Linked DNA regions of Mus musculus: region 2 is linked to region 1. The links are chromatin contacts, found by Hi-C or POLR2A ChIA-PET in ENCODE. All regions are on one chromosome and are shown on one strand. The core of a region is the stretch at or near the end of the contact, and the rest is flanking DNA. Distances in the headings are between cores, read along the strand shown. Region 1 has its middle 27 kb from the start of Gatad2a. Region 2 holds the start of Mau2 (MAU2 sister chromatid cohesion factor).

What was found. Hi-C counts contacts between places; a loop is a spot of excess contacts on that map. ChIA-PET counts read pairs that join two places held with the same protein, here RNA polymerase II (POLR2A).
Region 2: POLR2A ChIA-PET joins it to region 1 with 15 read pairs in Patski. The contact joins the promoter of Mau2 here to the enhancer-like site in region 1. A Hi-C loop is called at or near these places in 2 of 37 maps with a recorded cell type or tissue (both heart). POLR2A ChIA-PET finds 5 or more read pairs at or near these places in 2 of 5 experiments (Patski and embryonic stem cell).

The regions. Positions count from the first base shown.
Region 1 is chr8:69,997,902-70,004,002 of GRCm38, forward strand. No RefSeq gene overlaps it. Among named protein-coding and RNA genes, the nearest start is that of Gatad2a, 27 kb to the left of the region's middle. Within about 2 kb of position 3,855, at least 1 of the 3 ENCODE cell types and tissues checked has a DNase peak (open chromatin) inside an H3K27ac peak, as active enhancers do; it is heart, where a contact is called at or near this core.
Region 2 is chr8:70,039,448-70,045,548 of GRCm38, forward strand. It overlaps Mau2 (MAU2 sister chromatid cohesion factor), which reads right to left and starts at 3,287. Exons shown (of 19, transcript NM_001376946.1): 1 at 2,945-3,287. The coding sequence starts at 3,238. Sugp1 (SURP and G patch domain containing 1) reads left to right here and starts at 3,340. Exons shown (of 14, transcript NM_027481.3): 1 at 3,340-3,633. The coding sequence starts at 3,600.

The DNA.
Region 1 (6,101 bases), core at 2,605-5,104:
TGAGCCCATTGTTTTGTTTTTGAGACAGGGTACTAGACATCTATGTAAAGCAGGTTACTCTCAAACTTAAAAGATTTACCCTTCCTTTGCCTTTCAAGTACTGGAACTGAAGGCATGTCCCACCAAGCCTGCAGGATGTGTTTTGATATCTCCTGTATCCCACCCAGACTAGCTTCAGACTTACTACTATGTAGCTGAGGATGACCTTGAATTCTACTATTCCCTGATTAACTCTTGGTTTCTCCATCTCCATAATTTCTCTGCTAGATAGGAACTTTCCAAAACCCTTTCTGCTTCCCAACCACTTCCAGATAAAATCTAATCTGTCATCCCAAATTTAACACATCATTTGGCAAAAGTTAAAGCAAAAAGAGCTTCAACTATCTTCCCCCATTTTAAAAGTATTTATATTATGTGACGGTTGCTTTGCTTGTCTGAACCAAGTACGGTGTCCCCACTGTATGCCAGAAGAAGGCATCAGATTCCCTGGAACTGGAGTCACAGACAATTATGAACTGCTATGTAGGGTCTAGGAATCGAACCTGGACTAGAAAAGCAGCCAAGTGCTCTTAACCTCTGAGCCATCCTTCCAGTTCTGTCCCTTTTTAAGCAGGATCTCATGTAGCCCAGGTGGCCTTAAATGTCCTCCAGTTACAAGTAAGGCCTTGAACTCCTGATCCTCAGGCATAGACATCCCAAGTATGACAGGTATGTGCCATCACACCCAGTTTCTGCAATGCTTGTGCTAATCTTGTAGCTTATTAGTGGAACTTCATCTGGAGCCCCCTCTTATTTTCTTCAGCAGAGTCTCTTGTTGCCCAGACTGGTATCAAAATCCTCTTTCTGACGCCATCTTTCCTATGCCAAAATGGCAGGAGTGCACTACCATGCTTGACCCTTAATTCATTCCAAAGTCCTTGCCTGGTTTATAACCCTGCCCCCAAAGGACCCAGGTTTGTCTAAATAGGTAACCAAATAACCTAGTGAGTCAAAGTCATGAAAAGGCACAGACGAGAAAGACCTTCAGCTCTGAGGGTGCAAATGGTAAGCTGTGGTTGCTGTTACTGAAGACAACACGCATGGCCAGGCACACAGGTCACCAAAGGGAAGTTGTTACTGAAGGGATCTTAGGAGCCAAGAAGAATGCAATACAGAGAAACAGGCCTATTTATTACACCAGGCAGAATTGAAGCAATACAAAGAAACTGCTATACTAATATTAAGGAGAAAGTCATCAAATAAAATAAAGGATGAGACTAGAAAGAACTCAAGGATTCCATGTGAACCTTGAAGCTTGTATGAGAAGAATGGACTTATGCTTACAAGAAAGCTGAAGTTTTGGAAGAAAAGTAAGTGCAGATAGTAACAGGGATTGGAGGGACTATGACTTCTTAACTGATCTTAAACTGGTCCCAAATGATGAGGCCAACAAACACAGCGTCACTGACTAAGGAAGGGAGCCATGGTAAACACGAAGATGTTCCCTGCACGCTTGGCCCCTCTGCTCAGGAGCTACCACATTCTCTTCATGTTGAACCAAAGGGCTGGCAGAACTGGAAACAAACCCATACCTGCCACTTCTTAAGAAGGCCAATAATCACCCTCATGGCGGAAGACATCAGAACCCACAAGGGAGGCTGAGGCAGGAGCATCTCAAGTTCTAGGCCATCCTGGGTTGCATAGAAAAACCAGAAATTTGCCCAAAGGCTTACACTAGAGATGTGAACTAAAGTGCCTTGCACTGGCCCACAGTAGGGAACAAAAGCTAGTTTAATTCCTGTCACTAACTGGGATATTTTGCTAGCACAAGAATCAACCTATTTAAGTGATCCCTTGGTACTTTACACATAACTTTTCTTGTTTTTCTTGAGAAGGGTTTTTACTGTGTAGCCCAGGTTGGCTTAGAGCTTACTATGTAGTTCAGGATGACCTAGCACACATAGTCCTCTTGGTAGGTGTATTCCATTACATCTAGCATAATTTATTGTTGAATCAACAATTATTGATGGGATTATAGGTCAGCATAGTATGTAATTTCCCATTGTATGCAGAAGAGAAAGGCAGTGCTGGGCCTTGGTGGCGCACGCCTTTAATCCCAGCATTTAGGAGGCAAAGGCAGGCAGATTTCTGAGTTCGATGCCAGCCTGGCCTATAGAGTGAGTTTCAGGAGAGCCAGTGCTACAAAGAGAAACCCTGTCTCGAAAAAAGAAAAAAAAAAAAAAAAAGGAAGGTAGGAAGGAAGAAAGAAAGAAAGAAAGAAAGAAAGAAAGAAGAAAGAAAGAAAGAAAGAAAGAAAGAAAGAAAGAAAGAAAGAAAGAAAGAAAGAAAGAAAGAAGGAAAGAAAGGAAGGAAGAAAGAAAGGCAGGTACACTCAGCTACTGTTATTGGTCTACATCAACTGCTCAACTGTAGTATTACATCTTAACTGACACTTGTATTATTTACATCTCAAATCCAAAAACAATTATAACACGTATTGCTCTTGCAGAGAACCAGATTTCATTCCCAGCGCTCACATGGTGACTCACAACCCTCTATAACTCCAGTTCCAGGAGATCTGGTGCATGTGGTGTGCTTACATACATTTATACACATAAAAAACTTTAAATCTCCAATCCAGCAACATGCTCAAAGGTGAGAAAGCACTATGGTCTCATGGAGAGCATGCTCACATTAGCAATCAAAAATTGGTGCTGGGACCTAGAGAAATGGTTCAGTGATTAAGAGCACTGACTGCTCTTCTGAAAGTCCTGAGTTCAAATTCCAGCAACCACATGGTAGCTCACAACCATCCGTAATGAGTTCTGACCCTCTTCTGGTGCATCTGAAGCCAGCTACAGTGTACTTACATATAATAATAAATCTTTTTTAAAAATTGATAAGCAGTGCATTAGCTAGTGTCCAGCTCAATATATGCCCCCCCCACACACACACACACAACTAAACTACTACTGTACTGGTAAAATAATCCAAATAAATAATCAAAACTTTTGAGACCTAGACAGGGAATGCAATTCAGTTGATAGTGATTGCCCAGTGTGCACAGTGTGCATTCCCGGCCCCACATAAACTAGGTGTGATGGTGCACACCTGTCAGCTCAGAATTTAGGAAATAGAGGCAAGACACTCAGAAATCTAAGGTCATCCTCATCTTCATAGTTCAAGAACAGCCTGGGCTAAGGAAAAAATAATAATCCTAACCCTTTTCTTTGTCTGAAGTGAACTCTCTTTGAAGAGAGACTCCAGGTAGATACTCTAGTGAAATTCCTGAACCTCAGAGCCAAGGGCAGCCTAGTTTTATAATAAAAACTGAAGCAAGAGCCATGTGACTGAAGGATGAGTTTCCTTTCCCTGGTGGAAGCTGATTGCATCTCTTCACCAAGGCGTGGCCCTTCCTGGGTCTGGGGAATCAACTTGACGAACAGGCTGAGTGACATTCACGCCCATATAGGGAAGTGGGAGCTGGCCCAGGCAGCCCCACAGGCGTTAGGAAGGCGGGGCCTCTGCCAGCCAGAGACCTGTGGCTGCTCTCCTGAGAAGTCCCCTCGCACAGAGGAAGCGTTCCACCAGCACTGAGAGTGACCGCTGAGTAATGCCACAGACAGATAGCAAAAAGGTTATAGCCTCCAGGGTCGAGGGCCCAGGTCTGTCCCGGCATAAAGGAGACTGCTGAAGGAAGGATCGTAAATTGAAGGCTAGTCTGAGCTACAGACCCTCTTTTGAGAAACAACACAAAAAACAGGTGCGGTAATAATCGCAGCACTTCAGAAGAGGATCACTGTGAGTCTGAGGATAGCCTGGCTTGCAGAGGAAGGGGAGGGGAAGAGAAAAGGGAAGTGGGCTCTGGAAAGACGGCTTAGTGGCACTTGCTGCTCTTGAGTGTGACCCAAATACCCACTTATGGCAGCTCACAGTCGCCTCTGTGTGCAGCTCCAAGGGATCCAACGCCCCCTTCTGTCCTCTAAGGTCACCTGCAAGGCACATGTGCACAGATAGACACGTTAATAAAAATTAAATATATCTTTATTTTTAAAGGAAAAAAAAAAGAGGAAACGAAGGGAGAACTGTGTGTACTGACCCACCACTGTCACAGCAGCATGTCACGTAAGGATTAAGTTTTTATTTTTGTTTTTTTTTTTTTTTCCGAGACAGGGTTTCTCTGTATAGCCCAAGCTGGAACTCACTTTGTAGACCAGGCTGGCCTCGAACTCAGAAATCTGCCTGCCTCTGCCTCCAGAGTGCTGGGATTAAGGGCGTGCACAACCACGCCTGGCTGGAGGATTAGGAATTTAAGGGTTATCTTTAGCTACATATGGAATTCCAGGAAAGCCTAGGCTACAAGGAAAGGGAGGGTGACAGAAGGAGGGAAGAAAAGAAAGAGGCAAGAAGGGAGGAAGGAAAGAGAAAAGGGAGTTAGGTTAAAGCTATACAGAGTCACTAAAGAGTCTCTAAATGGCTGAGTTGCTTTGCACAGAGCTAAATACCACACCCTGCATCCCTGCAGGCATCTTCATTCATTAGAGTTGACCCAGCTTGTGTGTTGTGTATCTCTAGAATCACTGACCTACTGAAAGCAGCATCCTTTTGAGGGTCTGTGGGCTTGGTCCTGGTTTCCCCAGGGAAGCAAATCATTGTTTTTAGAGGGAAAAAGATCAGGTGCAATGGCACCAACAGGCCGTCGTTCGCACCCCTGTGCTTCCCTAGAGAAAATCAAGCAGACATCTACAAGCTATGGTGGACCACACTGTGCCTTTATTGAGATGAGTTTCTAGAATATACAGAAGCAAAGCCAGACTAAGCCCAGGAGCCCTTTCAGCCAAGCATTTTGTAGACAGGGCCTTAATATATAGCTCAAGCTGCCTGATATTCCTGTCTGTCTCAGCCTCCTATGGGATCACAGGCCTGTGCCACCACACAAAGCTGCTGGCTGAGTTTTTTTAAAAGATTTAAATTTTTAAATATTTAAAATTTATTTATTTATTTATTTTTCCTTTTTTTTTTTTTCTGAGACAGAGTTTCTCTGTAGCCCTGGCTGTCCTGGAACTCACTCTGTAGTCCAGGCTGGCCTTGAACGCAGAAATTCACCTGCCTCTGCCTCCCAAGTGCTGGGATTAAAGGCGTGCCCCAGTACTGCCTGGCAATAGTTTATTTTTTGAAAAAGGGTTTTATGTAACCTAGGCTGGACTCAAACTCTCTATGTAGCCAAAGATGACCATCAAGTTCTGATCTTCCTGCTTTCACCTCCCAACTGCTGGGATGATAGTCATGTGCTACGGTACATGGAACCCAGGGATTTTGTGTCAGCTGATCTACAGCTGTGTTAGTCAGTGAACTACAGTGACTTCTCCACCACCAGGAAGAGCATTTCTTTCAATTTCGAGTTTCTGAAAGAGAAAGCATTCTTCCTAGACAGGAGCCGCATAAGAAGAAGGAAGGAAGTGAGCTTACTCACAGCCACCTGGAGCTTCAGTAAGGTTTGAACATAGCATTACCAACATAAACTGAAGCACAAGGCAGGTGCCTCTTTGCCTCCCTGAATGTGGGTGTGGTCCCACCTGGGATCTGTGATACCATCTCATGCCCTCCAGTTCCTCCTCCCTGCCCCCCCCACCCCCCATAGGTATTTGAGCCTAGCTCAGAGAGTGAGCTCGTGGGATCTACTCAGATTTCTGGTTTCTGAAGGACACTGCCTCCTGCTGGAATATCCCACCCCAACCACCCGCTCTGAGTCTGAAGTGAGCCTCCAATTTAGGTGCTGGAAATCAAAGCCTAACCTTTTGGCCTTATGGAAGAGTAGATTCTGCTCTTAACCAAGAGCCAGCCATCTCTCCAGCCAGAGAGAGAGAGGGAGAGGGGACAGGGGAGAGGGGAAAGAAAGAGGGAGAGAAAGAAGGAGAGAAAGAGGGAGAGAGACAGAGACAGAGACACACAGAAAGAGAAAGCTTGAAGCAAGGCTCATCTAAGCTGCAAAGGCCCAAAGGACAGGCCTAGCCCTGTCAGAAACTGATGGCTGCTCAACATCTCAAAGGTGCTGTGAGCCGGGCCTTTAATCCCAGCACTTGGGAGGCAGAGGCAGGCAGATTTCTGAGTTCGAGGCCAGC
Region 2 (6,101 bases), core at 2,037-4,536, 41 kb after region 1:
ACTTGGACCCTCATTTTTTTTTTTTTTTTGAGACAGGGTTTCTCTGTATAGCCCTGGCTGTCCTGGAACTCACTTTGTAGACCAGGCTAGCCTCGAACTCAGAAATCCGCCTGCCTCTGCCTCCCGAGTGCTGGGATTAAAGGCGTACACTACCACCGCCCAGCTTTGCACAAGATAGTGGCTTATGGACAAGGTCCTAGGGCCACTCCAAGGACAATAATGTCATTTAAAATAAAACTCAGGGTACATGAATGGAGGAGCAACTGTGACTAATAGAGTTTTAGAGGTATTGAGCTGGGGTGACTGATGGAGGGCACAATGTGATGCTGTGGGAGATCTTTCAGGAGTCAGCTTTCTGTTACACCAAGGGAAAGTACTTCACAAGGGTCAGGGTTTTAATTACTGGTTCAAAGCCAAGTGCTAAAAGAGAGCAACTGCAGGCATGATTGCACGGGGCTCTGTGGATGAAATACGAGGACACACTGACACCCAAAGAAACAAAGGGGAAAGGAAGGTAGTGGGATTAACTGCCCTGAACAAATAAGAAAAGAACATTTCAGAACCAGCCAGGCCCTGGCAGCCTCCGGCTTGCACCTACACTGAAGCCTGGCACTTGGCAGGGTCAACCTCACTCACTACTGCCCTGGATGCTCCAATCCACTTCTGGCCCCAGGCACACCTTGTTATTGACCTGAAACCTTGAATGGGCTCACTAGCTCACACCATTCAAATGTCATTCATGCAAATAAGAGGCTCCCTCATCCCTATTATCAACTCTATCCCTTCCTCTGGTCCAGTGTCCATAGCTCTTATACTAATAGCCTTATTGAATGCTAGTCTCACTAAAGAAAAAGCTACCATGCGCAGGACTTTTCAGTCTGCTCATACCCAGACAGTCCAGGACAGGCTTGACACTTGGTGGGAGGGGAACAAATAACTCCTTGATGAATGAATAAGACAACAACAGCAAAAAGCACTAACACAATAATGACATCTTATTCTAGTACAGAAACTAGTGATCATTAAACTGAGGTGACTAGAGAGAGATGGGTAGTTAACAACACATATTACTCTGCACTGGACCCAAGTTTGGTTCCCAGAAACTCCATCAGGCAGCTCACATATAACTCTAACTCCAGCTCCAGGGTACTCAGAACTTTGATTCAGTGGGCACAACATTTAAGAGCATATATCCACACATATAATTAAAAATAATTGTATCTTTTTTTTTAACTCACAAATTTGATTAGCCCAGGTTTTTGGTCTTTTTGAGGTAGGGTTTCTCTATGTAGCTCTGGCTGTCCTGGAACTCCTCTGTGAACCAGGATGGCTTCAAACTCAGAGAACTGCCTACCCTGCCACTGCCCAGCTCAGGTTTCACCTCTTTTTTAAATGTATGTGAGCACACTGTAAGCTGTCTTCAGACACACTAGAAGAGGGCATCAGATCCCAGTACAGATGGTTCTGGGAATTGAACTCAGGATCTCTGAAAGAAGAGTTAGTGCTCAGAACTGCTGAGCCATCTCTCCAGTCCCATCCCTGGTTGGTTCTGTTGAGACAAGGTCTTCTATGTAGCCCTGACTCTTTGGCAACACTCACAGAGATCCATGTGCCTGTCTTCTGAGTGCCAGGATTAAAGGCATCTGCCACCCTACCCAGCTCTTTTTGATTATAATTTTTTAAAATTAATGGTATTATTTGTTGTGTATGATATGTATGAGTGCAGGCAAATTTGGAGATCAGAAGGCAATTTTTGAGAGTGTTCACCTTCCACTCAAACTCAAGTTATCAGGCTTGTGCTGCAAAAGCCTTTACCCACAAAGTCATCTAAGCAGACCTGCTTTCTTTGAGATATTCTTCCTGTGTAGCCGAGGCTAGCCTCTTGCCTCTCCCTTGAACATGTACATCACAGGTATGTGCAACTATGCCTGTAATCTCAGTACTTGGGTGGCCAGGAAGGATGACAGCTGGGAATTGAGACCAATTCTTTGCTACATCGTGTAAGACCACGACAACCCCCCCCAACACAAAAACAAACAAAAAACCCAAACTTCACACAGTGTGGTCTTTGCTAAATCACTTTACTTAGCTAAGCCTATACGGTTTCACTCTTGAAATAAGGAAGTTTATTGGTTCAGTGAGGATTAGAAGCTCTAACTATGCACAGTGTGGGAAACAAGAATTTTGATCCCCTCCTGAAGGCAATTTACTAGACTGTCTGCAGGTCAGAACATTAAACATCTGAATAGTCAAGGAAACAAAGATAGGAAAATGGCAAAAAAGAGGCGGAGGTGTGGAAGAGACACAGTTGCCATGAGAAGAAACAAGTCTTACTGAGAAGCTGAATGACAGCTACCTCTTGAAATTCTGTGAAGCACCAAGACGTCACAAATCAAGTTGGAGGCGGAGTGGGGACTCTTTCAAAGATGGACCATTTCGTGGTGGGAGAAGAAGCCACCAACAGTGAGACTGACCTCCAGACCCCCGAGGTGCAAGTGACTCTAGAAGCTACTTTCTGCACTTCAGGTCCTCACAAGGCAACAACGTTCAACAAGAGGCTGAAGGCCTCACCTTCCCCAATATCCATGCCACAAGGATCTGGGACTCCAGACCTAGACACCTGACTGTCAGAAGTCCTGGACTTTCAGATTTCCTGCGACCTCGCTTTCACACGTCAGGGAGCTCGCATCTCTTCCTTAGGTAGGTGCTTCTAGGCTGACGCTCTGGGTCCTGTTCCCGCGGCCACCCGACTAGGAGGGTCCCCGATGCAAGCACCAAGTAGCTGAAGAGGGACAACTTTCCCGGTTCCCGGGTGAGAGGGCGTGGCGGAGCCGCGTCTGTCACCGCAGGTGAGGGCGAGGCCTTCGGAAGTCCCAAGCCCGACGAGGCGGAGAGGATCGAGTCCCCGGTACCCGCGGCCCGCCCGCCTGGCCCGCACACTCACCGCCTTCTCCAGGTGGCTGCGCGCCTGCTCGCTGTTCTTCGTGTGGTGGTAAAGCACCGAGCCGAGCTGCAGGTGCGTCCGGGCCTCGATCCGCTGAGGCGGCTTGAAGGGGAACACGGCCTGCAGGCAATGAACGCACAAGCGGATCTTGGGCGGGCTAGATGTTCGGAAGTGCTCGGCGAAACCCAGGAGAGCCAGATACCACGACTCGGCTGCCTCGGCCTGTGCGGCCTGTGCGGCGGCAGCCTGAGCTGCAGCCGCCGCCTGCGCCGCAGCCGCCGCCTGTGCCGCCATCTTGGCCCGCACAACAACAAGCCGCCTCCACAGAGAGGCGGAAGCACCTTGAGGGGCGGGGCCTGGCGACCCGCAATTCTCGCGAGAACTGCTACGCAAGGACTTCTGGGTCTTATGGTGTGTGTTCGAAGTGGCTCCGACTGAGGAAGACTCTGAGGAGAGGATGATACCTCTGCATCATCGTAACTGAGAGTAATACACGTTCGTGAACTGACGCCGGCGTTTCTGTGGAGAAGACGCCCGGTGTCCTAGAAGGGGGTTGGACGAGATTGTCGGAGAAGGACTACATTTACCATCAGACCAAGCGCACTATAACAGAGCCTCCCTCTTCTCAGGTGGCGCCGGAGCATTGTGGGATTGGATGAGTCTCAAGATGGACAACCGGGATGTTGCAGGTAACATCCCCCGACTTCCCTTCGCCGCCCGCCTGGGTTCTCGCGACTGCACGTCTCCTGTTCACCCTACTTTCTGTCACGGACCTGACACGCGGACTTCTCGCCTCAGCCCCAGGGAAACTTACAGTAACGTTGCGTGTGCCCTTCTCTGGTCTGCCGAGACCCCAGACTCGGGTTCGCCCCCCAACCCCCGCCCGTGGCTGAGGAGCGCTCCTGGTCTCCCTCAAAGGCCTGGGCGCCGGGTGGGAACCGCATGGGCTTTCCCAATAAACTGCTCTCGGGCCGGTGGCATCCACAGCGGACAGCCTGGGACATCCCTCCTGCCCCTCCGGTCCCCTTTGGCTTGGGTCCTGCCTTGTGGGAAATGTGCGTTTCCGAACTGCACTGGGTCAGCCAGGGCGGTTTCCCACGGTTACGGGTTTAGCTCTCCCTGTGCCCCTAGGATGAAATGCATTTGCCCATTCACCATATGCTTCCACACTTGCTGGGTGCCAAACGCTGTGCTAAGCTTGCGTGTCAGTGCACCTGGAAGCAAATTTTGCAAAGAACTAGTTCTCGTGACGTGAGGTTGGATGCTGCTAATATATTGAAGGTCAGGGAAGGCTTAACAGTTTTTAAAAATCCATTTGTCTTTATGTCTTTGTGTGTGAGTACCTGGAGCTGGAGTTATAGTAGGCCACCTGGATGTTTGCTTGGATTCTCTGGAAGAGTGACAAGCACTCTTAACCTCTGAGCCATCTCTCTGGCTCCATGAAAAGTCTTTCTTGAGTACAAGATGTTCCATATGAGTAGATGCTGTCTATAGGAAGGCAGAGGTTTCACCACAGAGGCTGGATAGGCCTCAGAGTGGACTAGGATTGTCTCCTTGGAGATTGTTATGAATGAAATGGAAATAATTAGGGGTGTCAACTCTGGTAGTGTCTAGGGAGTCAGTTTTGCTTTCAACATTTAGAATTTAAGGGCTGACGAGATGGTGGTAGTTAAAATGCTTGTTGCCCAAGAGTGAGGACCTGGCTCCCCATCTTCAGTACTCATGTAAAAAAGCCAGATGTACTGTTGTGTGCCTGAAAGCACAGGACTTCGGACTGGACACAGGTGGATTCCTGGGGTGTATTGGCAGCCACGCACTGAAACGGGCTTTAAGGTTTTGTGAGCTGCTCTGTACCAAAAAATTAGGCAGAGCGACAATAGGAATGCTTTTAATCCCAACTCCTGAGGGGTAGGTGGACATCTGAATTCAAGGTCAACCAGGGCTGTGCAAACTGAGACCCTGTCTTTTTTTTTTAAGTTGGTGAGTGATGGCCTATGTTTTTAGTCCTAGAACTTGGGACATTGGAAAGTGCAGGTTGGTCTCAGTGAGTTTGAGGCCAGCCTGGTCTACAGAGTGAGTGCCAGGTGTTGGAAGGTAAAGGTGGGTCTCTGAGTTTGAGGCCAGCTTGGTCTACAAAGTGAGTTCCAGGGCTATACAGAGAAACCCTGTCTTGAGAAAATAAAAAACAAACAAGGGGGAGAAAAAAGAAAGAGAAGATACCTGATGTCAACCTCTGGCTTGCACAGTGCCTATGCACATACATACAAATTTAGTGTTTAAACATAGCATAGTGGCACATGTTTGTGATCTGCACTGGAGAGTCAGAGGGAGGAGGCTTGTTTCAAGTGGAAGCCAGTCTGGTCTACATAGGAAGAAAATGGGCTGGTGAGATGGCTGAGCAGTTAAGAGTACTTGCTGTTCTTGCAGAGTACCTGATATCTAGCATCCACTTGTCAGCTCACAAGCATTTATAACTCCCAGGCAGTCACATGGTACACAGTCACCCACCCCCAAACCTTTTAAAAAATATATTTAGATAAATGTAGAATTTTTCCTGAGAACCCTTAGGATACAATTCTAGGGTTTGTTGTTGTTTTGTTTTGAGACAGGGTCTCAGTACATATCTGTGGTTGGACTTGAACTTACAGAGATCTGTCTCCTTCTGCCTCACCAACTCTGGGGTTAAAGACCCAACTACGCCCCCCCCCTTTTTTTTTAAATGATAGTAGACACTTTTTTTTTTAATCTTTGAGAACAGTAGTTCTCTCTTTCTCTCTTTTTAAAAAAGATTTATTTATTATTATATCTAAATACACTGTAGCTGTCTTCAGATGCACCAGAAGAGGGCATCAGATCTCATTACGGATGGTTGTGAGCTACCATGTGGTTGCTGGGATTTGAACTCAGGACCTTTGGAAGAGCAGTCGGTACTCTTAACCACTGAGACATTTCTCCAGCCCTACAGCCCTATTTTAATGAAGCAGAGTCTCATTAAGCCTGTGTTTGTCTGGAAAGCATGTACCTCCTGCCTTAGACTGGATGACTGCTGTGTGTGTACACACATGGCACTGGCATTTTTGCTCAAAGCCAGTGATTTGTTTTGGTCATCTTGCTGTCTGTGCACTTTCTCTATGTCAGAATGATCTCCCTGTCCCCA